2 separate regions of the Homo sapiens genome follow, and region 2 is linked to region 1. Evidence: read pairs that join two places in POLR2A ChIA-PET (ENCODE). Cell type or tissue: OCI-LY7. All regions are shown on one strand. Links, peaks and the distances in the headings refer to the core of each region. The heading gives the core; the rest is flanking DNA. Region 1 overlaps ARHGAP19 (Rho GTPase activating protein 19). Region 2 holds the start of LOC112268065 (a long non-coding RNA gene).

The links. Peaks named below come from ENCODE experiments on the same cell type or tissue, not always from the same donor. Only the 100,000 strongest peaks of a DNase experiment are listed, where the experiment ranks them.
Region 2: POLR2A ChIA-PET joins it to region 1 with 11 read pairs; 5 of 35 experiments call an interaction of 5 or more read pairs at or near these places.

The regions. Positions count from the first base shown.
Region 1 is chr10:97,268,280-97,284,482 of GRCh38, forward strand. The region is part of intron 1 of ARHGAP19 (Rho GTPase activating protein 19); the gene reads right to left. All of the region lies in intron 1 of ARHGAP19-SLIT1 (ARHGAP19-SLIT1 readthrough (NMD candidate)), which reads right to left. Among named protein-coding and RNA genes, the nearest start is that of ARHGAP19, 16 kb to the right of the region's middle. In OCI-LY7, for the core only: CTCF peaks have their summits at 10,380 (motif pointing right) and 10,581; DNase peaks (open chromatin) are centred at 6,782, 9,442 and 10,422; H3K4me3 peaks cover 2,249 bases; H3K27ac peaks cover 3,184 bases.
Region 2 is chr10:97,194,550-97,210,752 of GRCh38, forward strand. The region is part of intron 11 of ARHGAP19-SLIT1 (ARHGAP19-SLIT1 readthrough (NMD candidate)); the gene reads right to left. LOC112268065 (a long non-coding RNA gene) reads left to right here and starts at 1,351. Exons shown (of 3, transcript XR_002957098.2): 1 at 1,351-1,534; 2 at 4,711-4,896; 3 at 8,736-9,172. RefSeq lists silencers at 1,784-1,833, 7,862-7,921 and enhancers at 1,964-2,203, 8,598-9,197. In OCI-LY7, for the core only: no CTCF peak of the experiment used is centred there; DNase peaks (open chromatin) are centred at 4,832, 6,242 and 7,212; H3K4me3 peaks cover 1,712 bases; H3K27ac peaks cover 3,239 bases.

The DNA of each region.
Region 1 (16,203 bases), core at 3,378-11,377:
ACTATCAGCATTTTGGTCAAAGCTATTCAACAAGTCTCTAGGAAGTTCCAAACTTTCCCACGTTTCCCTGTCTTCTGAGTCCTCTAAACTGTTCCAACCTCTGCCTGTTACTCAGTTCAAAAGTCGCTTCCACATTTTCAGGTATCCTTACAGTAGTACCCAACTCTACTGGTACCAATTTACTGTATTAGTCTGTTCTCACGCTGTTAATAAAGACATACCAGAGACTCGGTAATTTACAAAGGAAAGAGAGGTTTAATGGACTCACAGTTCCACATGGCTAGGGAGGCCTCACAATCATGCTGGAAGGCGAAGGGGGAACAAAGGTATGTCTTACGTGGCAGCAGGCAAGAGAGCGTGTGTAGGGGAACTGCCCTTTATAAAAACATCAGCTCTTGTGAGACTTATTCACTGTCAAGAGAACAGCACAGGAAAAACCTGCCCCCATGATTCAATTACCTCCCACTGGGCTCCTCCCACAACCGTGGGGATTATGGGAGCTAGAATTCAAGACGAGATTTGTGTGGGGACATAGCCAAACCATATCAACCCCTTTTTACTTCTAATATGTTGTTATATTTAAGAACTGTATAATTGAAACTCTTAGAGCAGACACATAGTTTGTATCCATTAACAATAAATTCTAATGGCTTGTTCTAATCTTTATTACATAAGCAGTCATCTATTATATAACCAACAAATGGTCATAACACATAAGCTAGAAAGGACAAGTTATCATATCTCAGTCGGGCAGAATTGAAATTCACCTGACTCATACAAACATACCCACAGTAAAAGCAATCACAACTTAAAAGTGGTCCATTATACCCTAGGTACCAAAGCCCTGTTCCAGGAAAAATGATGGCACTTCTAAATATTAAATATAACTAATCTACAAAGGACATTGTCAATACTACATGGATAATTGTTAATAACAGTATAGTGAAAACAAGGCATGGGTAAACTTCAAAATTCGTCTCTATTTCCTTGAAAACTTATTACATGATTTAATCAATAGCCCACATCTTCAGCTGGTGGCTAGGAGATTCCTTCTTTTCTCTGAAATGACAATGTATTATCAGAAATACCATAAAAATTAAAAACTAGGAATGTATGTCCTCAAGCCAAAAAGTAACTAAAAAAACTAGAATTTAAAATGCTTCTCTCTTCAACCTTTTTACACGCTAGGTTATTTTTCCTGTTCAAATGCCAATGATGATAAATAAAAGCCAATTAGAATTAGAAGCAACTTCATCTTAAATCATTGACAAGAGCCTCTTTTTTTAACATCAGCTTATTTCAGTCAAGAAGCACGGGTCAATATAAGACTATTGTTTATAATCACTGCCAATGAGAAATTACTACCCTATCAGGAGGGCCAGAAAAATCATAAAATGCGTAGCACCAAAAAGAGTCTTATAATTTATTGAGTCTAAACTAATCATTTTCTGGAATTCACATCCCTTTTAATTCTCAATAACTGATTCAGATCAAATTAGCATTAACATAAAAATGTGTATTAATAGGAACCATTATATTCCTGAAACAGAAACACATACATACCTAAAACTTACACTTTTATTAATATCCAGAGCAAAACTCAGGATTCTAACACTTTCAACACAGTTGACCCTTCCAGCACTAAACTGGATCAAATACTGTACATAAGTGAGAAAGAAACTAGAAGCAACATGTATCGTTTTTCAATAGAATCCTTCCTACTTGGACATCATCCCCAAAACTACTCCCTCCTAAACAGCACAAACAGGTAGAAGAATAAACAGGTTCAAGACTGCTCCTACTACTTATAAGGAATACAAGAAAAAAAAAGATACCTTGGATCTCCTAACACATAAGTAACATGTAAACAATCTCAGTTTCTTTTCCCCTCTGTTTTTTCTCCCCTTTCTTCCCATGTTCATTCTTTCTTGTTATGTCACACTTTAATTTCCTTAAGCTAGTTCTTTTCTTTTCCCCTACTTTTCTTTTCTCACTTTTTCTGTGTGGACCACCTGGTAAAACAATATCTAAGAGATGGAAATAGTTAAAAGAGAAATCAAATGGAAGATGAAAGATGGAAAAGAGTTACAGCGGGTTATTTTTCTTAAAGTTATTCCCATATCACAAAGCCCACTAATCCCTTTCCAAAGAATACACAACACCACAATATAAAGCTAAAAATATCAAGAAACATATTTAAGAACTTAAGAAATGTATAGGACTAAAGAAAAAACTACTATATTTAAGCAAAAACAACTTTCTACTCTACAATATTGTAAAACAAACGAAATATACTAAAGTTCAAGAAAATAAATACATTTCTTACATAAGTGCTGAAAGTTTCTGATGAGGCATTGGTAAATCGAAGAGACAGGAAGAAAGCTTTCCCCTTGTTTGTTGTGACAAAGAAACTCTCCTTTCCCTGCCCCAGCACAGCCTACGCAAATTCCAGACATGTTAGAGGATACAAGGGCACATTATGGGGCCTGAAAGGCAGTACTTAGGACTCTGAGCACTCATCTGCAAGAAGGAAAATAGAGATAAAAAACTAGACCAGTTAATTAACTGTATTTGCCAATGCATAGATGAAGCTCAAAAGCAGACTCCCATCACCACTTAAGCTATGCTAGATGAAACAGTTACAAATGTAAAAGCATATAACAGGTAGTTTTACAATATGGGGGAGGGGTGATCCCTACCTCACATCACAGACAAAAAATAAATTCCAAACAAAGTAAAGATCTAAATATGAAAAGCCAAATTTAAAAACATTAAAAAACAATATAGAATAAATTAATGCAACAGAGAAAGAGTTTCTTAAACAAGACATAAAAAGCACAATCTCCAAAGAATCATAAATTTAACTACATTAAATTTTTCTGTATAACAAATGACATTACATACTAAATGTCTTAAAAATGAAGTCACAATGCCTCTAAAGAGAAATGGATAAAAGGGGAAGAAGAGTGGGAGAGAAAGTTTTCACTGTATGCTCTTTTGTATTTTCTGGATTTTATATTCATTTGAACGTACTATCCATTCATAATAAATAAATAAATAAATAGATAAATAAATCTAAAACTTTAAAAGTAATAATAAAATACAAGACAAGCCACAGACTGAAAAAAACATGTTTGCTATGCATATAACCAAGGATCAGTATTCAGAATTTACCAGTAAGCCAAAAAATTAATAAGGAAAAGACACTTGACTCAATAGAAAATTAGTCAAATGACATGATCAGTAACGCAGAGGAGGGGACCTAATGACTAATAAACATAAAAAGAATCTCAACTTTACAAGTTATCAGAATAAAGCAAATTTAAAAATAGTATCTTTCCCTACTCATCACTTAGCAAAATCAAATTCAGGTGGTATATTTTTATTCTCAGTTTGCTATGTTATTTATTTATTTATTTTAGACAGAGTCTCACTCTTGTCACCCAGGCTGCAGTGTAGTGGCACAATCTTGGCTCACTGCAGCCTCTGCCTTCCAGAGGAGATATATATATTTATTTATATATTTACTTATTTAAAATTGTGTATTGGTGTTTAATTTTATCAAATACTTATCAAAAATTTTTTGTGCCTCTATTGATGATCATATAATTTTTCTCCTTTATGGTAAATAATACAGATTTTCTATTGTTAAACCAACCTTGCATTTCTCAAATAACTCAACTTTGTTATGATGTATTATCATTTTTACATGTTGCTGAATTTGGTTTGCTAATAGTCTAGATTTCCCATTCATTCATAAGTGAGATTGGTCTTAAATTTTCCTTGTAATGTCTTCATTAGGTTTTATATCAAGGTTGTTCTAGCCTTATACACTTAGGTGGGAAATATGTCTTTTTTTTTTTTTTTTTTTTTTCAGACAGAGTCTCACTCTGTCACCCGAACTGGAGTGCAGTGGCACGATCTCAGCTAACTGCAACTTCCACCTCCCAGGTTCAAGCAATTCTCCTGCCTCAGCCTCCTGAGTAGCTGGGACTAGGCACACGCCACCCCACCCATCTAATTTTTTTGTATTTTAGTAGAGATGGGATTTCATCGTGTTGCCCAGGCTGGTCTCGAACTCCTGAGCTCAGGCAATCTGCCCGCCTTGGTATCCCACAAGCATGAGCCACCACGCGTGGCCAATATGTCTTATTTTTCTATTTTCTGAAAAAATTTATGTGAGATTAGTGTTATTTCTTCTGTAAATATGTGACAGAATTGGCAGATGAAGCCATCTGAACCTAGAATTTTCTTTGTGAAAAAGTTTTTCATTACACATTCCACTTATTTTGTGTTATGGGACTACTCACATTTTCCTTTACTTCTTGTGTTAATTTTGTTAAGTTGTAGATTTCAAGGAATTTGTCTATTTCACATAAACCTTCAAACTTTATTGGTATAAATTTGTATATAATATCCTCTTATCTTTTTTAATGTCTCTACGTTCCATAGTAATGTCCTCCTCTTTGTTCCTGATATTGGTAATTTTTTTTCAATGTAATTAGCTTTGTCAAGGTTCCAACTTCTAGCTTTGTTGAACCTCTCTATTGATTATGTTTGTTGTTTTTTTTTTTTTTTTGAGATGGAGTCTCGCTCTGTCGCCCAGGCTGGAGTGCAGTGGGACGATCTCGGCTGACTGCAAGCTCTGCCTCCTGGGTTCACGCCATTCTCCTGCCTCAGCCTCCCGAGTAGCTGGGACTACAGGTGCCCGCCACCACGCCTGGCTAATTTTTTGTATTTTTAGTGGAGACGGGGTTTCACCGTGTTAGCCAGGATGGTCTCGATCTCCTGACCTTGTGATCCGCCCGCCTCGGCCTCCCAAAGTGCTGGGATTACAGGCGTGAGCCACAGCGCCCAGCCTGTTTGTTGTTTATTTCATTAGTTTCTTTTTTTTTCTCTTTGAGATGAAGTCTTGCTCTGTTTTCCAGGCCGGAGTGCAATGGCACAGTCTTGGCTCACTGCAACCTCCACCTCCCAGATTCAAGCAATTCTCGTGCCTCAGCCTCCCCAGTAGCTGGAATTACAGGCACACACCACCACACCCAGCTAATTTTTGTATTTTTAGTAAAGGCAGGGTTTCATCATGTTAGCCAGGCTGGTCTCGAACTCCTGACCTCAGGTGATCCACCCACCTCAGCCTCCCAAAATGCTGGAATTATAGGCATGAGCCACCACGCCCAGCCTATTTCATTAATTTCTGCTCTCTTTTTTTTTTTTTTTTTTTTTTGAGACAGAGACTCTCTCTGTCGCCCAGGCTGGAGTACAGTGGCACTATCCTGGCTCACTGTAACTTCTGCCTCCTTGGTTCAAGCGATTCTCATGCCTCAGACTCCTGAGTAGTTGGGATTACAGGTGAGTGCCATTGTGCCCAGCTAATTTTTGTATTTTTAGTAGAGACAGGGTTTCACCATGTTGAGCAGGTTGGTCTCGAACTCCTGGGCTCAAGCAATCCACCCACCTTGGCCTCTCAAAGTGCTGGGATTACAGGCATGAGCCACCACACCCGACCCACAACATTATTTTCTAAACAGCCAAAACTGAAAAAGCAAAATGTCCAGCAGAATTTTAATTTAATGGCTTTATTTGTAATGGAATATTACACAGTAATGAAAATGGACAGACTCTAGCTATATGTACAATCACAGCTAAATCTCACAAATGAAAAGCAAAAGAAGCCACACATACACACACACACACACAAACACACACACACACAGACAACTACATACTATATGATGACATTTATATCAAATTTTAAAAATAAACGAAACTAGTATTTAGAGATACTTGCTTAAATGGTAAACTGTAAAGAGAAGCAGAAATGTATTTACCATAATATTCAGGATAATGGTTACCTTTTGTGGACAGTGATTAAGAGGCATGAAGGTATGAAAGAGTTCCTGAGGCCGGGCGCGGTGGCTCATGCCTATAATCCCAGCACTTTGGGAGGCCAAAGTGGGTGGATCACAAGGTCAGGAGTTCGAGACCAGCATGGCCAACATGGTGAAACCCCGTCTCTACTAAAAAATACAAAAATTAGCAGGGCATGGTGGCGGGCACCTGTAATCCCAGCTACGTGGGAGGCTGAGGCAGAAGAACTGCTTGAACCCGGGAGGTGAAGGTTGCAGTGAGCTGAGATTGCGCCACTGTACTCTAGCCTGGGCAACAGAGCAAGACTCCATCTTAAAAAAAAAAAAAGAGTTCCTGAAGTGCTAATACTGTTCTTGTGGATAAATCACTGAGCTATGCGAAAAGGGGAGCATTTGAAGCAAATATGGCAAAATGTTAAGATTTGCTAAAGCTGGGTAATGGGAAGAATACTGATTATATTATTTTATAAACTTGTATGTATAATTGACGTTTCATGACAAATTTTTTTTAAAGAAACCAAGTAGTTTTGGCTTAAATCTCACTTCAATTTGATATAAATATTATAGAAAATCAAAGTATATACTAAAGACTAATTTCCTCATCATAAAAGTTTTTACATAGATGGCCAGAACCAGGAAAATTAGTAGCTAGATATGTAGGCATACAGAAATAACAAGGGCTCTGGGCAACTATCCCAAAGAATGATAGAGGCAAGACCCCTCAAAAAAGAACAATTTCGGGGAGGTGGCCTGCAGGAGACAGAGGGATTGACAGGATGTTGTGTGTAGCAGCTTTCCTCTGGATACCAATGCTGAGGACACCACATCGGGGCTCTCCTGCCCACTGCTGTGGGTCGCCACCTCCAAGATAACCCCAATGCCAGTGACATCCTTCCCATCAGTCACCACTCCAGCACCAGAAACCTATGAAGGCTGCAACAGCTGTGTTTCCTGTTTTAAAGCACTGCCTTGGCCTCCCAAAGTGCCGAGATTGCAGCCTCTGCCCGGCCGCCACCCCGTCTGGGAAGTGAGGAGTGTCTCTGCCTGGCCGCCCATCGTCTGGGATGTGAGGAGCCCCTCTGCCTGGCTGCCCAGTCTGGAAAGTGAGGAGCGTCTCCGCCCGGCCGCCATCCCATCTAGGAAGTGAGGAGCACCTCTTCCCAGCCGCCATCACATCTAGGAAGTGAGGAGCGTCTCTGCCCGGCCGCCCATCGTCTGAGATGTGGGGAGCGCCTCTGCCCCGCCGCCCCATCTGGGATGTGAGGAGCGCCTCTGCCCGGCCGAGACCCCGTCTGGGAGGTGAGGAGCGTCTCTGCCCGGCCGCCCCGTCTGAGAAGTGAGGAGACCCTCTGCCTGGCAACCACCCCGTCTGAGAAGTGAGGAGCCCCTCCGCCCGGCAGCTGCCCCGTCTGAGAAGTGAGGAGCCTCTCCGCCCGGCAGCCACCCCATCTGGGAAGTGAGGAGCATCTCCGCCCAGCAGCCACCCCGTCCGGGAGGGAGGTGGGGGGGGGTCAGCCCCCCACCCGGCCAGCCGCCCCATCCGGGAGGGAGGTGGGGGGTCAGCCCCCCCGCCCGGCCAGCTGTGCCATCCGGGAGGGAGGTGGGGGGGTCAGCCCCCCGCCCGGCCAGCCGCCCCGTCCGGGAGGTGAGGGGCGCCTCTGCCCGGCCGCCCCTACTGGGAAGTGAGGAGCCCCTCAGCCCGGCCAGCCACCCCGTCCGGGAGGGAGATGGGGGGGTCAGCCCCCCCACCCGGCCAGCCGCCCCGTCCGGGAGGGAGGTGGGGGGGTCAGCCCCCCGCCTGGCCAGCCGCCCCGTCCGGGAGGGAGGTGGGGGGGTCAGCCCCCCGCCCGGCCAGCCGCCCCGTCCGGGAGGTGAGGGGCGCCTCTGCCCGGCCGCCCCTACTGGGAAGTGAGGAGCCCCTCAGCCCGGCCAGCCACCCCGTCCGGGAGGGAGATGGGGGGGTCAGCCCCCCCACCCGGCCAGCCGCCCCGTCCGGGAGGGAGGTGGGGGGGTCAGCCCCCCGCCTGGCCAGCCGCCCCGTCCGGGAGGGAGGTGGGGGGGTCAGCCCCCCGCCCGGCCAGCCGCCCCGTCCGGGAGGTGAGGGGCGCCTCTGCCCGGCCGCCCCTACTGGGAAGTGAGGAGCCCCTCTGCCCGGCCAGCCGCCCCGTCCGGGAGGGAGGTGGGGGGGTCAGCCCCCCGCCCGGCCAGCCGCCCTGTCCGGGAGGTGGGGGGGTCAGCCCTCCGCCCGGCCAGCCGCCCCGTCTGGGAGGTGAGGGGCGCCTCTGCCCGGCCGCCCCTACTGGGAAGTGAGGAGCCCCTCTGCCCGGCCAGCCGCCCCGTCCGGGAGGGAGGTGGGGGGGTCGGCCCCCCGCCCGACCAGCCGCCCCATCCGGGAGGGAGGTGGGGGGGTCAGCCCCCCGCCCGGCCAGCCGCCCTGTCCGGGAGGGAGGTGGGGGTGTCAGCCCCACGACCGGCCAGCCGCCTCGTCCGGGAGGGAGGTGGGGGCGTCAGCCCCCCGCCCGGCCAGCCACCCCGTCCGGGAGGGAGGTGGGGGGGGTCAGCCCCCCTGCCCGGCCAGTGGCCCCGTCCGGGAGGTGAGGGGCGCCTCTGCCCGGCCGCCCCTACTGGGAAGAGAGGAGCCCCTCTGCCCGGCCAGCCGCCCCGTCCGGGAGGGAGGTGGGGGGGGGTCAGCCCCCCTGCCCGGCCAGCCGCCCCGTCCGGGAGGTGAGGGGCGCCTCTGCCCGGCCGCCCCTACTGGGAAGTGAGGAGCCCCTCTGCCCGGCCAGCCGCCCCGTCCGGGAGGGAGGTGGGGGTGTCAGCCCCCCGCCCGGCCAGCCGCCCCGTCCAGGAGGGAGGTGGGGGGGGTCAGCCCCCCCCGCCCGGCCAGCCGCCCCGTCCGGGAGGTGAGGGGCGCCTCTGCCCAGCCACCACCCCGTCTGGGAGGTGTGCCCAACAGCTCATTGAGAACGGGCCAGGATGACAATGGCGGCCTTGTGGAATAGAAAGGCGGGAAAGGCGGGGAAAAGATTGAGAAATCGGATGGTTGCCGTGTCTGTGTAGAAAGAAGTAGACATGGGAGACTTTTCATTTTGTTCTGCACTAAGAAAAATTCCTCTGTCTTGGGATCCTGTTGATCTGTGACCTTACCCCCAACCCTGTGCTCTCTGAAACATGTGCTGTGTCCACTCAGGGTTAAATGGATTAAGGGCGGTGCAAGATGTGCTTTGTTAAACAGATGCTTGAAGGCAGCATGCTCGTTAAGAGTCATCACCAATCCCTAATCTCAAGTAATCAGGGACACAAACACTGCGGAAGGCCGCAGGGTCCTCTGCCTAGGAAAACCAGAGACCTTTGTTCACTTGTTTATCTGCTGACCTTCCCTCCACTATTGTCCCATGACCCTGCCAAATCCCCCTCTGTGAGAAACACCCAAGAATTATCAATAAAAAAATAAATTAAAAAAAATAAATAAATAAATAAAAAAAATAAAATAAAGCACTGTTAATAATAGCTGCTTTTGCATAGAATGTAAAGAAGATGAGAGCTACTGTTCACATAATTCAACAGTTATAGACTGTCGTGTGGTGAACAGGACAGACTTCTGTTCTGTGCCAACTGCCACTCTGTTGCCAATCAATTCCACAGTGACACATAGATCCAGTGTTTCACACTCAGTGAATCTGAGCAGATTTGCTGAGGCTTTGTATGTTGAGTTCACAATGACTTTTTATGGATTTTGTGGAAATCTTGGGAAACAGAGAAGCCTAAAGGAAATTATAATTCCCATTTTCCAGAGTTAAAACCACAAGTCTGCCTTTCTCTTCTACAACTTCCACCACAGTTACTACATCAGGTACAATAAATACCACTGTCCTTGTCTTTGGTGTACAGGCTATAATTTTCTTTCTTTATAAATTCTACACATCTAAGAAACAAACTTATACTCTGTAAGCAGACCCATTACACTGATAAGGACTGGAGATTCATTCACCTAACTCACTGAAACCAAAATACTATCTTTCAAGATGTCCCACATGGAAGACGCTATTCCAGGATCTTTCGATTTCCAAAAGATGCATATAAGCTATTTGAGAGCATCATCCCTGAAGGAAAAATCAGTTAAATCATTTTGTTCAACAGGAAAATTTTAAATATTCTGCACGAATCCTTGTGGCAGTCTTATTTTAAATGGTTGCTGCTTTGGGATTATGTTTCTTTTTTTCTTGACATGCCAAACGTAACTTTCTGTAAGTGACAGAAAATGCTGTCTTGTGCAGACAATGTCAGGACTCTTAGCAGTTTAAATTTAGTCACTTTAAAGCCTGAAAGCTGCATTATTTTCATCCTAACTCAAGATATAACTCAGTGAACAGAATTGAGAAGAGTGTGCCAAATGAGTATCAATCAGGTGGATTGTGGCCTATCATGTCAAAGTGGCATAAATTTATCAATCTAGTAATACTAAAAAAATAATAATTTGTATAACCTACTCACAGTATACAATTACCACTTTTACCACTAGATGGAACCCTACATGTAAGGTGATATGCTCAGTGAAAGGACTGGAAACAATCCACAGCTGAAAAATCAATTACAGAAAAATGAAATGCAAGTGCTTCTGAGGCATGTTGAAGCCATGAATCTGCAAAATTCAAGGCAGTTAAAAAAAAAAAAAACTGCATCCTGCAGATGTATCTTTTGGCTGACTATACCAAAACTGCATACCCACAAAACTAAATGTTTCCTCCCTGGTGAATTGCCTAACTTGATTTGTTTTCCAAGAACCACAACCTTGGCAAGATTTATCAAAATATGAGCTATATTTAAAGTTGTCTAAATCTGATTTACCACCCTGAGAGAAGAATGCCCTCTCTCTTACTGCTTTTTCAACTCTAAAAGGCTCTGAAACACAGCTTTAAATGTGTCACTTTGTTGGAAAGCTGTTAGATAAGAAATACAACTATCAAAGAAAAGACTGTATTCTTCCCTCTTTCTATGTATCAAATTTAAGCCAGTATCATGAAAGCTGTACATAAAAAGAGAAGAGAAAACTAAACAGGCCCTACATGTCCAAGCTGGTGGTGCTTTTTAATACCAGAGACAGTTCAACATTAATAAGTCGTACCACAATTCAGGGAACGATATCCAATTTCTTAGATAAAATTTTTGAAATATTTATACCCTAAGGTCTGCCCTTAGGAGTAGCTGTGCAATGTTTTATAGTATGGACTACAAAATTATCTCTAAGTTAGACTCCAAAAGTCTGCAAATATATTTAGCCCCTATATTTGATCTCAACCTGAACAAATTTCTTTCTTGCTTGCTTTTGTGTGTGTGTGTGTGCGTTTTGTTTGTTTGTTTGAGGCTGGGTCTTCCCTTGTTGCCCAGGCTAGAGTGCAATGGCGCAATCATGACTCACTGTAGCCTCAACTGCCTGAGCTCAAACAATTCCCCCACCTCGTCCTCCCAAGTAGCTGGGACCATAGACATGCACAGCCACACCTGGCTAATTTTTTTTTATTATTTGTAGACACAAGTCTTTCTACGTTGCCCAGGTCTCAAATTCCTGGGCCCAAGTGATCCTCGCACCTCGGCCTCCCAAAGTGCTGGGATCACAGGCATAAGCCACCACGCCCAGCCCAAATTTCAAACTAATAATACAACTTAACCAAAATTAAACTGGCAAACTATTCTGAGATGAAAAAACTCTTGATTGCCTACCTTCTTAACCTAAACATTTTTGGAATCCTAATCTAAGATTCTGCCCTATGGAATGACAATGTAATATTCTCAGTCAAGAATGATGAGTATAAATAATGCCAATTTACTCACTCATTTATTTGCTTGGTAATTTTTATCTTTCTGGGTGTCATATGAATAAGCATTAATTATGCTGCTGACACCTTCCTTAATTTTTCTCCCTCATGCTAGTGTACAATGGGAAGAAAGTTATTTGTATTAAGAAAGTAACATCAGGCTGGGTGCAGTGGTTCACATCTGTAATCCCAGCACTTTAGGAGGCCGAGGTGGACAGATCATTTGAGGTCAGGAGTTCAAGACCACCCTAGCCAACATAGTGAAACCCCATCTCTACTAAAAATACAAAAGAATTAGCTGGGTGTGGTGGTGCACACCTGTAATCCCAGCTACAAGGGAGGCTGAGGAAGGAGAATCACTTGAACCCGGGAGGCAGAGGTTGCAGTGAGCCGAGATCACACCACTGCACTCCAGCCAAGGTGACAGACCAAGACTCCATCTCAAAAATAATAATAATAATTAAAAGAAAAAAAAGGTAACATCAAAATTCCCTATTAACTTGGAAAAAGTTCTATAGGATGCTTCACTGATAATACAGTCTCTTTCTTACCATTTATCTAAAAAATATTTGCTCCTCAAAAAATCAGAGTCAATGCTTCATGAGTCTCTCTTTTCCTATTTTTTTTTTTTCCCCTAAGACAGGGTCTCACTCTGTTGACCAGGCTGTAATGCAGTGTGCAATCATAGTTCACTTCAGCCTTCAACACCTGGGCTCAAGGGATCCTCCCATACTCCCACATCAACCTCCCAAAGTGCTAAGACTAAAGGTGTGTGCCACCACACCTGGCTAATTTTTTAATACAGCCCAGGGTCTCACTATGTTGACCACACTAGTCTCAAACTCCTGGCCTCAAGCGATCCTCCCAGCTCAGCCTCCCCAAGTGCTGGCATTAGGCATGAGCCACTGCACCCAGCCTCCTACAGACTTTTAAGTGCCATGAGTCTCAGGCAATTAAAACTAGAAGTACTTCTACGTATGATCTGATTAGGTCCTAAAAGACTACTTCTATATTCATTTGTTCCAAAGTTCAGAGTGACACATACTATCCAAGAGACAGCTAATGGTTTTTGTTCTGGCACATGACTTGTTCATATCTACACAAGTTCACAAATTGAAAATTCTTAAGAGTTTCTGGCCAGGCACAGCGGCTCATGTCTATAATTCCAACACCTTGTGAGGACAAGGTGGCAGGATCACTTGAGCCTAGGAGTTCAAGACCAGTATAAGCAACCTGACAAGACTCTGTCACTACAAAAAAAAAAAAAAAAAAAAATTGTTTTTAAATTAGCCAGGCATGGTTGCTTGAGTCTACGGTCCCAACTACTCAGGAGGCTGAGGTAGGAGGATCACCTAAGCCCAGGAGGTCAAGGCTGCAGTGAGGTGTGTTCTTGCCCCTGCACGCCAGCCTGAGTCATAACAGAGTGAGACCCTGTTTCAAAAAAGAAAAGAGTTTCTATACTTGTAGTCAGCCAGAAATATTCAATATTTCACAAATTTAACTATAAATCTTTTCATCAACCAACATAAGAAGGTGAATTGCTTTTCTGAGACATATGGTACCCAAACAAGAAATCGATCACTTGTGTGTCATTTAAAATCAATCCAATCATGATCTACTAATTGCTTTGTAACTTTACGGTATTGTAAGGTATAGGGGACAAAAACTAAGGTAAGTCTCTGGCCTCCAGGAACTGAAAATTCACTAAGTGCTACGCGATTTCAAATAGTAGCTAAAGACCACAACGCAAAAGATGATACAAGATCATTAATAGCCAAATGCATGATACAGACAATAAAGGCTCTAAGAATTCAGGAGAGAATCTTTTACCCATATACAAGAGATTTGAGCTAGATCTTAAAGACGTGTAGGAGTTAGACAGTGGGAGAAAAAAAGAGCTAATACTTAAGGTGCTTTTTGGTTTCTCAGGGTTTTTTTAAGAAACATAAAATGTTTTCGCCACACATTAGTGGCCAGCCCTTTTCAAAACATAAATTTAAAGAGAGGTACACAGGGGAGTTACAGAGATAGCACAGTGGACATCTGCTGCTTTTGAATTCCCAATACGTATTTTCCCCTTCCTCTGGTAACAGCACCCCCATTTTCCTTTAAGCAATAAACCTCTCCCCATCTTTCGAATCTATGTGACCTGGTGGGCACTGCCTGTGAGCATGTCATCCAAGCTTAACCAACTGAAACATTCTATTCCCTTCATGAATCCAAGCAAAGGCCCACAAGTCAAACCAGGACAAAAAGTCTCAACTCCAAGACTCTTGTGAATCCTAAAATTGCTAAGCTGGTGGGATGTAAGACTGACACCGTTGGTGGCCTATTACTGCCACTTTTTATACAGAATCTGCCTTCTTAGGAAGCAAATACAGAGGAAACCAGATCTAAGACAGTAAAGAGGTAGATATCTAACAACACTGAGATTTGAGATTTTCCATACAGATTAAACCATACTTGATTTATCCCCTGGACTTTTCAGTTTCTTGAGCCAATTAATAGAGTCTCTTTTTGCTTAAGCTAGTTTTAGTTTCTATCACATATAACTGAAGAATCCTAACAAATATGAATGTGTAAGTCTGTTTGTCCCAGTATGAATCTGAGCCCTCCCTTCTGTATCTTCCCCTTCAGAGCAATGGCTGCCAATCAGTCAGCCATGGCCATGCCATCTCCAGCAAGGTCTGGAACTCTGCCCTAGGGACCCTCTTCCTTGTACATTCTAACTCAGCTGATTCCTGTATCTATTTCTATATTTCTTAGAGATCTCTTTACTTCTTACTAGCCAATTCCTTGTTACTCGAATCCCCAGTTATAGTTTATAACCTATTAAATGTTCTCTGTTTAAAGTACTATGTAGTTTCTTTTTTCTTTTTTTTTTTTTTTTTTTTGAGACAGAGTCTCACTCTGGTCGCCCAGGCTGGAGTGCAGTGGTGCGATCTCGGCTTACTGCAACCTCCACCTCCCAGGTTCAAGCGATTCTCCTGCCCCAGCCTCCCAAGTAGCTGGGATTACAGGCGTCTGCCACCACGCCTGGCTAATTTTTGTATTTTTAGTAGAGACGGGGTTTCACCATATTGGCCAGGCTGGTCTTGAACTCCTGACCTCAGGCAATCCACCCACCTCAGCCTCCCAAAGTGCTGGGATTACAGGCGTGAGCCACCCGCCCGGCTGTTACTATGTAGTTTCTATGGCCTAGCTGAATTTAGTTTATATCGGGTAACAGTAGCAAAACATCAGCACAAAATAAATAGGCTCCAGCATCTGTAGAAACAACCCACCCTAAAAGATGGTTAGTAAAAGTGTAGGTGAGAGTGTTCACTGAAGGTGACCAGAGGGCATCTTCAGGAGGCTGAGGTGGGTGGATCATGAGGTCAAGAGTTCGAGACCAACCTGGCCAACATGGTGATACCCCGTCTCTACTAAAAATACAAAAATTAGCCAGCATGGTGGCGCATGCCTGTAGTCCCAGCTACTCGGGAGGCCGAGGCAGGAGAACTGCTTGAACCCAGGAGACGGAGGCTGCAGCAAGCTGAGATCATGCCACTGCACTCCGGCCTGGGCAACAGAGTGAGACTCTGTCTCAAAAAAAAAAAAAATTGTATTTCAATCACTCTTTTGCTATACTGTTTCCAACCAGAAATGATGCACTTATTGGGAGGAAACTGGGAAACCAAGATAGAAATCAGATCTTGGATGGGTCATATTTTAGATAAGAGGCATTACAGTTTAAGACTCAGAAGGAACCAGACATGGTGGCTCACACCTGTAATCCCAGCACTTTGGGTTGCCAAGGTGGGAGGAGTACATGAGCCCAAGAGTTTGAGACCGCCTAGACAACATAGTGAAACTTCATCTCTATTAAAAAAAAAAAAAAAAAAACTGTCTCAATATTAATAATGGTTGTATCTATCTGGTAAATTGGAGTGGCTAGTTTACCATTTTTCTACATATTTTTCTTTCCTTTTTTTTTCTTTTTTTTAGAGACAGGGTCTCACTCTGGCACCCAGGCTGGAGCACAGTGGTGTCATCATAGCTCACTGCAGCCTTAAGCTCCTAGGTTCAAGCAATCTTCCCACCTCATCCTCCCCAGTAGCTGGGACTACAGGTGCACACCACCACACCTAGCTTTTTTCTCTTATTTTTATTTGTATTTTTTGCTTTTTGTTTTTGAGACATTGTCTCACTCTGTTGCCCAAGCTGGAGTACAGTGGTGCAATCTTGGCTCACTGCAACTTCTGCCTCCCAGGTTCAAGCGATTCTCTTGCCTCAGCCTCTTAAGTAGCTGGGATTACAGATGTGCGACACCATGCCCAGCTAATTTTTGTCTTTTTAGTAGAGACAGGGTTTCACCATGTTGGCCAGGCTGGTCTCGAACTACTGACCTCAAGTGTTCTGCCCACCTTGGCCTCCCAAAGTGCTGGGATTATAGGCGTGAGACACTCAGACCAGCCCCCATTTTTTTCTACATATTTTTCTAGCCTTCTGTAGTAAATATTATATAAGTTTATTTC
Region 2 (16,203 bases), core at 2,676-10,675, 74 kb before region 1:
GTGTGTTCTGGGTCTGCTTGTGTAACTGACACGAAACCCAGATATTCTTAGACCTTTCCTTTCCCTCACAGACTGTGGGTGGTCTTCTCATCGCAAATGTAGTTGTCCTTCTCAAAATGGCAAAAACCTAGATTCAGCAGCTCCTAGCCTAAAAACATTCAATGAACTTAAAAGTAAATCTAATCTAATTAAAAGAGAATACATCCAAATGTTAAATCATTGGAATTATCAGTGATTTTTAGTCTCTTATTTTATACCCTTCTATATTTTCCATATTTTCTACAATAAGCTACAAAAAATTTTTAGAAATAAAAATGTAATTACCATTATAGTTTGAATAAAATTACCACTAAATTTCGTATACGAAATTTAATGATTTTATGTGAACACACTAAATACTAAATAACACATTTTATATTCCTGCACTGAGGGAGCTGCTCTAATCTGCAAAGGGTGCTTAAAAAATAAGCGACGAGCTGGGCGCGGTGGCTCACGCCTGTAATCCTAGCACTTTGGGAGGCCAAGGCAGGCGGATCACCTGAGGTCAGGAGTTCAAGACCAGCCTGGCCAAGATGGCAAAACCCCATCTCTACTAAAAATACAAAAATTAGCAGGGTGTGGTGGCAGGCACCTGTAATCCCAGCTACTCAGGAGGTTGAGGCAAGAGAATTGCTTGAACCCAGGGGGGCAGAGGTGGCAGTGACCCAAGATTGTACCACTGCACTCCAGCCTGAGCAACAGAGAGAGACTCTGTCTCAGAAAAATAAAATAAAAAATAAGCGACAGTTTGTATGAAAATATCTAGAACAGACAAATTTATGTAGACAAGGAGTAGATTAGAGGTTGCTAGGGGCTGGAGGGGGATGGGAATGGAAAGTTATTGTTTAATGCGTACAAAGTTTCTGTTAGGTGTGAGGAAAAAATTTTGGAAATAAATGGTGATGATCGCACAACACTATGAATGCAATTAATGCCACTAATTGTACATTTAGAATGGCTAAATGGTAAATTTTGTCATATGTATATAATTAGCACAATAAAAAATAATAAGTGATGGCTCAGCTAAGGGAGAAAATGTGGTCCAGAACGCGGGTCCTCCACTGGTCTTTGTCTCCTGCTGCCAGTGATCCCTAGCATTAAGCAACTGCTGCCCAGGGAGTTAAGAAACTTGTTCATCATGCCCCACTGACAGGGACAGGGGATCTTACCCCAGGCAGTCTGAAGCCAGATGTCACACCCTGAACCTTTTTACTGCACAATGACAAAACTGCCTGCTGTTGATGTCACATCTGGAATGATGTCACACAGGAATGATCTGCAGGTAACGCTGTAAGGGAGTTGCTGTTAACTGTTTAGAGGAGAAACCGGAGCCTTGGAGGAGTTGTCGACTGCTGCTCGGTTATGCAGCCAGTGGGTGGCAAAGCCCCCTGTTCACGCCCAGGCCTGGCACCTGCAAAGGCCAGACAGCGGTGTCAACACTGCTGGCAGATTTAAAATCACCGTCGCAATACTGAAGCTGGGTCAGGGAGCTGAGGTAGGCCAGGCTGGAAAGGCTTGGAGAGGTTTCCAGGGAGGGCAGGATGAGTTTTTTAAATCGACCGTTTGGTGGCTGCTTTGGGCTTCCGCTGCCAAGCCAGTTTGGGTCCTTGGAGGATCTCTCATCCTCCTCCATAAACATTCACCAGCCCCGGCCCGCGGCGTCGGGGCAGCGGCGCGGAACCCGGAGTGCCGGCTGGGTTCGCGGACACTGGCTCCCCGGCGCGGAGGCGCGGCTCTGCACGACGGGACTCCCGGGGGAGGGAGCGCAAGGGGGCCGCGAGGACGCGCGAGGGCGGGGCGGGGCCATCTGTACCGCCGCTTGGGGGTGGGTGCGTTTGCTAAGAAGGGCGCCAAGCAAACGGAAACCGCGCACCTCTACTGGATCAATCAAAACAGCGCCTCCGGACAAACGGGAATGGGGGCGGCGCAGAGGCCCTTCGGGAGGTTTCAGGCACCATCTGTGAGGGGCGCACCCAGGGAAGCTCTGGGTTTGTCCACTCTGAGGCCTGTCCAGTTGTCCAACCACCCTGTCCTCAGCGTCGTTTGGCGGGGACAGATGCATAGCCCCCCGGCCCAGTACAGCTGGAAGCGACTTCGGAAAGAAAACCTTGCAATCCCCCTATCTTACAGATAAGGAAATAGCGCCCCTAGAGGAGAAGCAGCTGCCCCAAGGTCACAGAACTGCTGGGGGCAGAGCCGAATGCCTTCCCTCCATCACCCCGCTTACATATTGAGATGAAGCCTTTGTGGTTCTACCTGCCCACGTATCTGTCAGCTTCTGTGCAACTCATGTGTGCAGTCTAGTCCCCAGCGCAGTCCCTGGAACCTAGTAGGTGCTCAATAAATGCTTGTGAAACGCAAACGAACGGAAATGGGACTAGAAAACCCAGGTCCTTAATCTGGGTTTAGATTAAGACCAGACAGAATTTAGAAATCCAAGAGTACTGACCATTGTTTAGAGTCAGAGTAGCTGGAGGCTGGATGAATACACCCAACCCAGGGACGCCCGACCGCTGCCCACGCAGCTCCACTCCTGTCTACAGTGAAAAAAAGAGCCACTCCCTCCCTCCCTTCGTCATCTCCCCACTCCTTCCCAAGGCTGAGGATGAAGATATCCTCTGAGGGCTTCGCCTTAAAACCTTAGAGCTGGAAGGAAATTTCCATCGCCTCTAGTTACAGTCTATGTAATGTTTTCTTAAATGATTTTCATTAAGTTCATTCAATATTTATTGTGCATCCACCATGAACAAGGCCCTATATTGCTCAAACAAGACATGTGATCCTTGTTAAAATCAAAAGCAAATTTACAAGTCAGGAGTCTTCTACAGCCAGAAGTATTTAGTGGCCAAACATAAGTATTCAATACAGACTATAAATACTGCAGCTGTTATTTCAAAAAGCAAAAGCCCATTTTAAAAGAGGTTAAAAGAGGTCATTCTTGGAGAAGTTTTTTTCTTCTTGATTGGAAAAAAAATTTCCAGGCATAGGGAACTGATCACTGGACTGGGGATGTGTCCCCAACTCTTTTCCTAGCCAATACAGATAAGATCTGCTCTGGGACAACCAAAGAAAGCTAAAGAAGACATGATATCTGGCAAAACAAGCCTAAACAAACCTCTGGAAAGTCAAGAAAGAATTGGGGGGAATGCAAGATTTATTAGAGCCTGCAGGAAACCAAAGTTCAATTAAGTAATTGAAAATATAGAGGCCGGGCATGGTGGCTCATGTGAGTAATCCCAGCACCTTGGAAGGCTGAGACAGGTGGATCACTTGAGTCCAGGAGTTCTAGACCAGCCTGGGCAACATGGTGAAACCCCATCTCTACAAAAAATGCAAACATTAGCTGGGTATAGTGGCACACAACTGTGGTCCCAGCTACTCGGGAAGCTGAGGTGGGAGAATTACCTGAGCCCAGGAGGTCAAGGCTGCAGTGGGCTGAGATCTCGCCACTGCACTCCAGCCTGGGTAACAAAGACCCTGGATTAAAAAAAGAAGAAAAAAAAATATGAAGTACTATAAAATATGAAAATAGGGAAAGGTTAGAGAATGAGCTGCCTGGTTGTATTAGGTGTTTGCTTTTCTTTAAGACTTGCTCTAAGTTGATATCATATCTCAGAGTCAGAGTCTCAGTTTAACAGATATGTGTGTACCTGGAGCCCAGCACGCTGTTTTACATGCAATGGAAGCCGTTCACGTTTGATGCAATTCAAGGCTTGGTGAGTCAAACTCAGTTACTTCACGAGCTAAACGTTTACCTACCCTGTGACTCTGCACTTTTTCTCCTGAATATATGTATACACACACATATATATTTGTACGTATATATATTTGTACATGTGTATATAAACATAGATGTATAGATATAGATATATATACACACACAACAGAAATGAGCGGTTAGGTCCACCAAAAGACATGTAGAAGAATATTTATGACAGCCTCATTCAGAATAGCTCAGACTGGAAGCAGCTCAAATGTTCATCAACAGGGGAATGGATAAACAAATTGTGGCGTAGCTATACAATGGAATAATGAGCAAGAACAAGCCACTCAACAACATTAATGAATTACACAGGCATTATGCTGAGTGAAAGAAGCCAGACACAAGAATATATATTGTTTAATCCAATGTATATGAAATAGAACACAAGCAAATCTAATTTATAGTGACAGAAGTCAAAATAATGGTTGCCTTTGAGACAGCAGTAACTGAAAGCCGGCACAAGGGGACATTTTGGGCCTCTGGAAATGGTATTTTGATCTAGGTGGTGGTAATGTGTGCGTGTGTGTATAAATATTTATACACATATATACACGTTTAAGCATAAGTATGTAAACATACATCAAGTTATACACTTAAAATCAGTGCACTTTATGAAGGTTATGCCTCAATAGAAAACAGGAAGAAATCGTTTCGGCCAGGATGACAAGTGCATAGTGGGCAAGCTACCATTCTCCCCTCCCCGGCCCGCGGCAGATGTCGCTAATTAATCACCACACTCCTTTCCTTTGAGCTCGGCTTCAGAACCATCTCAATCCAGTGCTCCAGCCAGCTGTGCTTTGAGGCAAAACTCTCAGCTTTCCCTCATGTATACACAAGTATGTTGATTAAGATAATTAATTAATCATCTTACCATCTTAATTATTAATTATCATCTTCAATTTGTTAAGCCACACTCTGAGGAAGCCTGACTCTCACTATGGACTGGTGGCAGCTTCCCCAAAGTCTGGGTTCAGTTCCCAGGAGGAAGTGGCTTCTGAAGAGCACATTTGGATGCGGGAGAGTGACAGCGGGAGGGGCACCCCACAGGAAGGAAGCCCCTTGACAGAGGGCTGGCAGATTAACGCAGCACACAGGTAAGCATGGGACCCAGGAAAGGCTCAAGTTTGGGCACATTTTCTACCAAGTGGAACTAACTGGTTTTTCTTGACTGAGGAGAGGGAAGAGGAGAGAAGTTGAGGCTGGACTGCAGGGACTGGCACCTCTTGATTTGCCCGAGGTTCTCTGGCACCTGAAGCACAGCCTGCCCCTCAACAGTCACCAAGGCACTGTGTCTTATCGGGGAGGATAACGCTTCCTGTGGGGTTCATCCTGCACAGCGTACAAAATCTTCCGCTTCACTATCACGCCATCATGAGATCTGGATAGGGTGGGAATTAGCCTCTCCACCCCAAACCCCTGCCTCATTTTAAAATAAGAAAACTGGCCGAGCGCAGTGGCTCACACCTGTAATCCCAGCACTTTGGGAGGCCGAGGCGGGTTGTTCACTTGAGGTCAGGAGTTCGAGACTAGCCTAGCCAACATGGTGAAACCCACCTCTACTAAAAATACAAAAATTAGCTGGGCATGTTGGCACATCTGTAATCCCAGCTACTCAGGAGGCTGAGACATGAGAATCATTTGAACCTGGGAGGCGGAGGTTGCAGTGAGCCAGGATCGCGCCACTGCACTCCAGCCTGGGCAACAGAGCCAGACTCTGTTTCAAAAAAATAAAATATGCTGGGCGAGGTGGCTCACGCCTGTAATCCCAGCAACTTGGGAGGCTGAGGCAGGCAAATCATTTGAGGTCAGAAGTTCGAGACCAGCCTGGGCAACGTGGCGAAGCTCCATCTCTACTAAAAATACAAAAATTAGCCAGCCATAGTGGTGCGTGCCAGTAATCCCCAGCTACTCGGGAGGCTGAGGCAGGAGACTCGCTTGAACCCGGGAGATGGAGGTTGCAGTGAGCCGAGATCATGCCATTGCACTCCAGCCTGGGCGACAAGAGCAAAACTCTGTCTCAAAAAAAAGTAAAATAAAGTAAGAAAACCAAGGTTCAAAGAGGTCGTGTGACTCATAAACACCCTGCTAACGAAGTAAGGGATTCCAGACTCAAACGCAGGTCTGTGTCATACAAAGCCCGTGCTCCTTCTGTGCCTTATCCTTTCATTTTAGTTTTTATTTTTCATCAAAGTTATCCATGGACATAAATGGACAACTTGTTCTGCAAGATTTTTTATGAAAATGGCAGTTCCTCGTCCCCATTTCCCTCTCCTGAAAGTAACAACTTTCACCACTTTATTTTTTATTATTTATTTTACTTTTTTTGAGACGGGGTCTTGCTGTGTCACCCAGGCTGGAGTGCAGTGGCACAAGCACAGCTCACTGTAGCCTTGACTTCCTGGGCACAAGTGATCCTCTCACCTCAGCTTCCTGAGTAGCTGTGACTACCGGTGCATGTCACCACGCCTGGCTAATTTTTGTATGTTGAGGGAGATTTGGGGTTTTGCCATGTTGCCCAGGCTCGTCTCAAACTCCTAGGCTCAAGTGATCTGCCTGCTTCGAGGCTGCAGTGAGCTATGATCATGCCACTGCATGCCAGCCTGGGCAACAGAGGAAGCCCTTGTCTCAAAAAATAAATACAATAAGATACAAAAAAGCGGTATTGCACTGGTTATAGTTTAGCTTCTCTCTACTGGCTGACTGCTAAGAAAGATGTTGCAGCTAATTAATGAAAAAGGAATGATCAAATTAGAGTGATACCATTTTGTACCCACCAATTAATGAATGAATCTAGGCATTGTGTATCAGCAGCTGTGAACGTCACTCCCTTTACACATACACACACACACAAATAATACATTATGTGCTCCTCTTGAGGAAGGAACACACCATCACCTATAGTTGTCAAAAAATCAAAACCTGAATTTGATCAAGCCTCTAGATTTACCAATTTACTGGAAATACAGACATATTCCAGAGATATTGTAGGTTCAGTTCCAGACAACCACAATAAAGAGAATATTGCAATGAAGCGAGTCACATGAATTTGTTGGTTTCTCAGTGCATATAAAAGTTATGTTTACCCTACACTGTAGTCTCTTAAGCATGCAATTACTATTGTGTTTTAAAAGGCAATGTATATACTTTAAAAATACTTGGCCGGGCACAGTGGCTCACGCCTGTAATCCCAGCATTTTGGGAGGCCAAAAGTGGATTACCGTAGTCACAATTTAAATTTACTTTTAGAATTATTTGATTCATATCTGCCTCACTCGCTAGGCTTTAAGCTCCAAGAAGGCAGGAGTCATGCCTGTATTAGCTCGTCATTTTATCTCCTGGTTTAGCACATGCCTGGCGCATTGCAGGTGCTCAGTGAAGAGAAACTGAATGAACTAAATATTAGATTGACAAGAGAGTTTGGTCCTCCCATCCCAGCTGCCACCGTTTGCATGCTGTTGCCCAAGGAAACCTGCCACCTTCTGCAGCCGTTAGACCCCTCCTAGAGGAGCCACCTCACCTCCCTCCACCTGCTCCCTCCTCTTCACCCTCCTTGCCTGCTGCTCAGAAGCTCTAGGCAACTGGCTGGGTACAGTGGCTCACACCTGTAATCCCAGCACTTTGGGAGGCTGAGGCAGGCAGATCACCTAAGGTCAGGAGTTCAAGACCAGCCTGGTCAACATGGTGAAACTCCGCCTCTACTAAAAATGCAAAAATTAGCTGGGCATGGTGGTGCCTATAATCCCAGCTACTTGAGAGGCTGAGGCACGAGACTTGCTTGAACCTGGGTGGCGGAGGTTGCGGTAAGCTGAGATAGCGCCACTGCACTCCAGCCTGGGTGACAGAGTGAGACTCCGTCTCAAAAAAAAAAAAAAAAAAAAATGCTCCAAGCAACTAGAATAGACCTAGAAGAACTGAGGCAGCCATGCAAACCTGGCCCCTCTGGCCCCACTGAGAGCCAAAACCTCCTCCGCAGGTCCCTAACAAGCCAGTGAGTCTGGGTCCTAGGTCCTGGGTACTTCCCCTAAGGCCTGGAACTTCCTTTTTTTGAGACAGAGTCTCACTCTTGTCCAGGCTGGAGTACAGTGGCAAGATCATGGCTCACTGCAGCCTCGACCTCCTGGGCACAAGTGATCCTCCCACCTCAGCCTAGTGGTTGAACTACAGGTACCCGCCACCAGGCCCAGCTAATTTTTTGTAGAGATGAGGTTTCGCCATGTTGCCCAGGCTGGTCTCAAACTCCTAGGTTCAAGCAATCTGCCCGCCTTGCCCTCCCAAAGTGCTGGGATTTACAGGCATGAGCCGTCATGCCCAGCCTGGCCTAGAAGATTCTTAAAGACGCATCACCACAGTCATCTGAAGAATTCCCTCCACCTAAGAACCTGCTCCCCCGACTCTACCCTGCTGGATGGAAAGAAGGCCTGGGCACGTATTCGATTATCCAGTGAGGACTTGCTGAGCGCCTGCCATGGCCAGGCTCTGTGTGAGATGGTTGGGGAATGTCAGTGAACAAACACGGCAGACACAGTCACGCTCCCCTTGCTCCTTGCTCACCAAACAAATTTCATTCCATCTCTCACCCTGGCCCCTTGGGGTCTTTGTTGTTTAAGCCAATCATGGTGTTATATTCCCTTATAAATGCTGGCATTTTTTTGTAGAGATGGGGTTTCGCCATGTTGCCCAGGCAGCAAGATGAAAAAGTACTTGGCACTACTACACTATACATTTTAAATGGTTAAGATGGTAAATTTTATATTGTGTTTCTTACTACAATTACAATTTATTTTAAAAGTTTGCACATGGGTAAGACTAAATTGTAGAGTTTAAGAAGGCACTCTTGGGTGAAATTATAAAGAAATGCAAGGAAGTTTTGCTATAAAAGTAGCTGAGTTTCTCTTTGAGTATTTCGCTCTAAGTACCACCATTGTCTGTCCAGTCAGACAAGAGGACTCATGCTGTCACACCCTGAGTGCCCAGTGAAGCTGGAGCTGAACCCCAGGCCATCCTGTTTCCACTACACCGATGCTAGCATTCACAAGGGAATAGAGCACCATGACTGGCTTAGACGAATGACAATCCCAGCCAATAAAACTTGACGAGGCGTCTGCTGGGAGCTGCTGGGAAGGTTTTCCTCACCCTTACAAAGGGACATGAAGAAGAAACACCTCCTCCTCAGGCCAACATTGTGTGATGCCTGGAGCTGGGGCAGCAATTTTGCAACCTCGAGGGAAATGACTGCCACGGTGAGAATGGCAAGGCTGAAAGAAAGAACCCAGGTTATTGGTGACAATGCTGAGCTTCTGGATTCACCACCCTGGACATGCCCTTCCCCTGATATTTTTGTGGCCTATAAAGATGAAAGCCCTCATTGTTTACACTGGTCCTGGATGAGTTTTCTATTACTTGCAACCAAAAGCCACCTACAAGGGACAGCTCACGCTTCCTGAGCAACTGCTGGCTAGCAGGCACCGAGTCACAGACCTTAGTACTCTCTCATTATTCCCACTCACCGCTTAGGAGCTGGAAGTCATGACCCCATTTTATAGCTGAGGAAGCTGAGACCCAGAGATCAACAGGGACTCGCTGTGTCACACACTGAGTGCCCAGTGGAGCTGGAACTGAAGCCCAGGACATTCTCTTTCCACTACACCAATGGTGGTGATAGATTTCATCACTATGCCCATTGGAACTCTCCGCTACAAGTGCAAGGAAGGGGAACTAGGCCAGCCCAAGCCACAGGGTATCCAGGAACTCAGAATCAGTCTCTCTCTCTCTCTCTCTCTCTCCCGCCAGCTCTCTGTCTCTCTCCCATCATTGCATGCTCCATACTCTCAGGCCAGCTGCCCCACTAGGCTAGAAGTATGGCCACCAGCAACCCTAGTCTCACATCCCAATAGCCAAGGGACAAAAAGGACAGCAGTCTCACTTTCCCCAGCTCGAGTTTTATTGGCCAACCTTGGGCCACATACCCCTGCCTTGGGCTAATCATGTGAGTCTGAATTCTGGGTGCTACTTCCTGGTCTGTGGCTTGGACTATTCAAGCTCTCTAAGACTCAGTTTGCCCATCCTTAAACAAGGATAATAATAATCGTACCTACTTCATTGGGTTTTTGGGGGGATCATTCATTGATTTAATGAATACTTATTGCAGCCAATTCTGTGCCAGGCAGTGTGTTAGGTGTTGAAGCTACAGTAGAGGACAGAGACCCAATCGCTGCCCTCGTGGAGTTAATAGTCTAGCGAGAAAGACAGATGTTACATAAATAAACACATGAACGATTCTCTCTATTACAACTGTGAGAAGTGTTTTAAAAGTACAGAGTTCCACTGGAGAGAGGGAAAGGAGACCTAGCTCAGGTCAAATGAGTAACATTTAAAGAGCCCAACACTGGGCTTGGCACGACTTAGCTTTCAGTCTATGTAGCTATCATATAGTTTTTACTCGGCATCCTCCCAACCCTCTGGCCTCCCCACAGCCACTTCCCACAGGGAGAGGAGCTGAGTGACTTGGCTGCCCTGCAGCCAATTACAAGCTTCCTAGGGGACAGACAGCAAGTGTGGCACATGCGTTGGGACAGCAGCGGTACAGCAGGTCCCAGGGAAGCGCAATGCTGGTGGGCGGCACACACCCAGCTGATGACATCGCCACTTATTGGGAGCAGCCTTTCCTGGGCTCCAGCTGAAGACCCAACCAGGAGGCCTGCAGAGGCCCCAGTGGCTTCTCAGGTTCCAGGGTCTCCCAAGCTCCTTCGGCTGGCTCTGCATGGAACCCTAAAATGCACTGCCGAACAAGTGACTTGCCTTTCACCATTGCCAGGCTCTGCCATCATGAGCCTCAACTCCCTAGCCTCAGGGACAAGGGTCCTGCCCCTACCCCTGCCCCAAGGCACCGTGCTGTATAATCACTTCCTAGTGACCGTTTGCAAACCTCTTTGTGATCCAGGGATGTGTCTGTGGAACATACTCTGTCCCCAGCAGGGCCCTATACAGCTCCTACCCACCTCTCTTGTGCAGAGGCACTGTTTCTTCAGGGAAGAAGGGCCAAGAAGCTGCCACATCGGATCACTGCCACAAACACTGGCTCCGTTCCCGCCCCCATCACCACTGCCCTGGCCTGAGCTCAAGCCCCCATGGGACCCCAGTGCCAGCCCATCTGGCTACCCGGCCTCCAGGGTCTCCCTTCCAACATGAGACAGCCAGAGGGGCTGCCTGGAGCACATGCCACTCCTCCATTTGAGCACCTTCAATGGCTCCCTGGATCTGCACCATCCGGCCAGTCCCCTAATGTTGCCACAAGGCCCTTGTGATGTGGCCCTTGCCTAACATTTCCAACTGTATGTTCTCAGCCAGCCAACTATATGCACAGAGTTTGCCTGGAACATGATACATGTTTGTCAAACACGTGTCCCCTTCTGCATTAATTTACTATGTGCCAGGCTCTGTGTGTGGCTCTGGGATGCAGTGGTAAGCCACACGGACATAGTCTCTGCCCTCAGAGAGTTCACAGTCTAGTACAGGAGGCAGACTGCAATGAAACAAAAGCAATCACAAGAGCTTATCAGGGCAGGGTGTGGTGGCTCATTCCTATAATCCCAGCACTTTGGGATGCTGAGGCAATCGGATCGCTTGAGCCCAGAATTCAAGACCAGCCTGGGAAACATAATGAAACACCCTCTCTACTAAAAATACAAAAATTAGCCGGGCGTGGTGTCATGTGCCTGTAGTCCCAGCTACTTGGGAGGATGAGGTGGGAGGATCACTTGAGCCTGGGAGGCCAAGCTGCAGTAAGCTGTGTTCATGCCACTGCACTCCAGCCTCAACAGAGTGAGACCCTGTCTCAAAAAAATAATTAATTAAAAAAAGAGTTTATAGTTACAAATTATAGTGAGAGCTATGAAGGACCCATCCATGAAGGATGGAGAGTATTAGAGAAGTGTGACTTTGCCTGGGAGTCAGCAGCTCCCCTGAGATGACACCAACCTGACATCAGATGAATGAGTAGTCACCATCCAGGTGAGGGGTTTGGGGGTGGAGGGAGAGTGTCCCTGATGCTGAGGCCAGAGAGCACCCACAGGCTCTGGGATCTGGAAGCCTGGGGGCAGGTGGGCCCTAGGGATCCCAGGGCTGTGAGTGGAGATGCAGATGGGGCATGATCCCCCTGAACCGAGGAGGGATGGGAATGAAAACAGGGAAGCCTGGTGAGTGATGCTGGGGGTTTGGACTGATGTCATCACAGTAGAAATGCCAAGTCAAAGGGGACTTTTTAATTGAACTTTTTTATTATGGAATTTTAAAAAATAAATAAATGTAGACAGAACAGTACCATGAACTCCTGAACCCCTCATCCAGCAGCATCCACAACAGCTGACCCACAGCCAAGCTTTTCTCAGCTATACCCCACCCACGCTCCTTACCCCAAATGTATGATGCCGAAACAAATCCCAGATTTGTTTGCTGTGTAGTTCACCCATGGATATTTCAGTATGTATCTCTACAACAAAAGGACTGTTTTTAACATAACCGCATTATCACACCTAAAAAATAAATGATAACACAAGGGGAAATGTCTGAGGCTTGATATTTATTGCCAAACTACCCAGAAAAGCCCCCCGCCGACCCCAAGCAGGTGTGAGGGTCCCCATCTCACTACACACTTGCCAACACTGGGAGTTACAAGAGATGGATTTCTACAAGAGGCTCACCCCAAAACCGAGGAGCTAACCCTTAAATTCCAGGTTCACTTAATTAAAATGAGGCAGCCACAGAAACACTTTCTGTGGAAATCTCTCTCACACATCCAATGGCCACTTGTGAGCGGCCAGCGATTGGGGGTTGTAGAGACAGGAGGTGGTGAGCCCAGCAACCCCTGCCAGCTCCCCAGGGTGGGCCCAGTACCGGTTCATGGAGTACCCTGCCGGCTCCCCAGGGTGGGCCAAGTGTGGGTTCACAGAGCACCCTGCTGGCTCCCCAGGGCGGGCCAAGTGCGGGTTCATGGAGCAGGGCCCCTGCCCATCCTTCATCTCCCACATCTGCCCTCAGCCAATGGGGCAGACTGAGAAAGGGTTTCCTTAGGACCCAAGGGTTTCCAGAAACAACCCACCAGAGCCAGAGAGGGAAGGACCAGCAGGTGCTCCCTCCTATGGCAAGCACATGCCCCTTCAGAGCTCAAAGGGTTTCTGTTTGAGCTGAAACCTAGGGACTCACTGCCTTGCCTCTCCTCAGACCTGTGCCCCCCCTACAGTGACTCATGGGCGTCCCATTCAGTCAGGAACCTAGAATATTAAAAGATCTACAAGCCAGATAGGTGAGTTTTCAGGTTCAGAAAGCAGTTTCATCTTTCTAGTAAGATGGAGGCAGCCACAGTTCCAGAACTCTCTGCGCAGTTCCCTAACCTTTCTGAGCCGTGGTCTTTACCTAATCAGGTTTGACTTCCTGCTACAGTCTCCTACTCTCAGTCCAGAATAGAGGCGGCAACCAGGCATGGTGGTACGTGCCTGTGGTCCCAGCTACTCAGAAGGCTGAGGTGGGAGGATCGCCTGAGCCCTGGGAGTTCAAGGTTGTAGTGAGCTGTCATCGCACCACTGCACTCCAGCCCAGGTGAGAACCTATCTCTAAAAAAATTAAAAATAGAGACAGCTGTCCTTCCTGCAAGCCAGCCAGCCAGACACTGAGTCTTTGCTGTGTTCCAGGCACCCTGCTAAGCCAGGGAGATGCAAGGGTGAATAGGAACTGATCCCTTCCCTGCAGGAGCTCACCATCTCTAAGAAAAGCAGTCACATAAACACTGTGCAACGTGACCAGGGCTCCAGAAGAGATGCGTTCATGCTGCTGTGGGAATTCAGCTAGTGGAGCCAAGAGCTCTGCCTGGAGAGAGAAGGCTTCTAGGGGGCGGGATCTTAAAAGCTGGGGCTTGAATGACACTGGGGAAAGTCAAGGTGGGGGAAATCATCTCCTGGACAGGACATGAACTAACACTCTTTGGATTCAAGCAGCAGAACATCTTTTCATACACTTACTGGACATTTGTACGTCTTATTTGAAGTAATGTCTATTCATATCCTTGCCCATTTTTAAATTGGGTTATTTGTTTTTTTTTATTGTTGAGTTGTAAGAATTCTTGGCCAAGCTCAGTGGCTCATGCCTGTAATCCCAACACTTTGGGAGGCTAAGTCAGGAGGATGGCTTGAGCCCATGAGCCCAGGAACGTGAGACCAGCCTGGATAAGACAGCGAGATCCCATCTCTACAAAAAATTAGCTAGGTATGGTGGTACACATCTGTAGTGCCAGCTAATGGGGAGGCTGAGGTGGGAGGATTGCTTGAGCCCAGGAGGTTGAGGCTGCAGTGAGCTGTGATCACATCACTGCACAACAGCCTGGGAAACAGAGCAAGACCCTGTCTCAAAAAAAAAAAAATTCTTTATATATCCTAGACACTACTCCCTTGTCAGATATATAAGTTGCAAATATTTTCTTCCATTTTGTGAGTCTCAATATCCTTTCATACCTTTTGAATCTGGTGCCATATACATATACTAGCTATTCAGATATCATAGGTAATTCAACATTTTCTGGAGCCACAATAAGAAAGTAAAAAGACAGCTGGGCGCGGTGGCTCATGCCTGTAATCCCAGCACTTTGGGAGGCCAAGGCGGGTGGATTGCTTGAGGTCAAAAGTTTGAGACCAGCCTGGCCAACATGGTGAATCCCCATCTCTACTAAAAATACAAAATCAGCCTGGTGTGGTGGCGGGTGCCTGTAATCCCAGTCACTCAGGAGGCTGAGGCAGGAGAATCTCTTGAACCCGGGAGGTGGAGGTTGTTGCAGTGAGCCAAGATCGTGCCACTGCACTCCGGCCTGGGCGACAGAGCAAGACAGAAGCTATATTATGTAGAATTCCATGACAGTGAATGAGGTATTCCATGGACACAGATGGTTGCACTGGCAGAAGTATTTTGGGAAGAGATGGCAAATCCATATCTAGAATAAGAGTCTGTTCCAGTGAGGACAAAATTGATGTCCCCTCTATGGTGGAAGGGGTCCAATGTAGTTAGTCTGCCACCAGATGGCTGGCTGAGGTCCCCCCACCTCCAGGAATGATGAGCTTCTGAAATGTCTGGAGGGCATTTTCTTTCCTTCCTTTCAACATTCACTCAACAATTTGCTGGGGGCCTCCTCTGGTCCCAGCCCTATGCTCAGACTATAAATGACATAGCAGGGGTTGGGCCCTTGGTCACTGTCTCAGGCTTAGGGTTTAGAGACATGAGAAACAGAAATGGCTGCCATGGCCACCACTGCTAAAACAGAATGACCCAGTGAAAAGAGCACTGGGCAGGGAGTCTGGGGTACCTGACTTCTAGTCCAGGTTTGCCGCTAGCACCCATGTGACAGAAGTGGGGACACTGTGCTTCTCTAGGCTCAGATTCCTCATCCTTGAAACAGAATGGAAGCTCCAGGATGGCGAGGACCAATGGTGGACCAAGGCTAGGGGGTGATGAGGGGGTACGTTGTGGAATCAGTTCCCCTTGGGTGCAGAACACAAGTCATTTGTCAGCCGGGTGCAGTGGCTCACATGTGTAATCCCAGCACTTCGGGAGGCCAAGGCGGGCAGATCACCTGAAGTCAGGAGTTCGAGACCAGCCTGGCCAACATGGTGAAACTCCGTCTCTACTAAAAATACAAAAATTAGCCGGGCGTGGTGGTGTGTGCCTGTAGTCCCAGCTACTCGGGAGGCTGAGGCAGGAGAATCATTTGAACCCAGGAGACGGAGGTTGCAGCGAGCCAAGATCGTGCCACTGCACTCCAGCCTGGGCAACAGAGCCAAGCTCCGTCTCAAAAAAAAAAAAAAAAAAGAGTCATTTGTCTCTGAAGAAGTTTTTAAATAATTAACTAATAGTTGGTCTCCTTTTTGTTATCACAATACACCTGCTGTTCTAAACAATGCCAGTAAGAAAATACTCATCCAAAAAAAAAAAAATCCTTGTTTTGCCTGAGTTCTAAATAATTACTACAGTTACTATTAGGTTTTCATAATGTACGTGTAAGCTTTAAATTAGCAATTTTAAAATTATTTATCTTTTAATAAACATTGTATTCTACATGGACGTTAACTTGGAGTACTCCGTTCTACAGTTGTACCCAGACACACACAGACCCAACTACCTGTGATTTTTCTAGGGTAAGTATGTAGTGGCTTGGAATCTTTCAAGCTCACTTCTGGCAGAATGATTAAAATTTAAACAAATAAATCAAAGACAGAGAAATTTAAGTCCCCACCAACCCCGTCTCTTAACACTTGATGCATTGAACCAGGGAAGCTCACCTGCGCCATCTAGTGGTAGAAATGGTGATTACAGGCACGTGTGGCTGGACATTCTCATCCCTGCGGGCAGCTCTTGTCCCACAG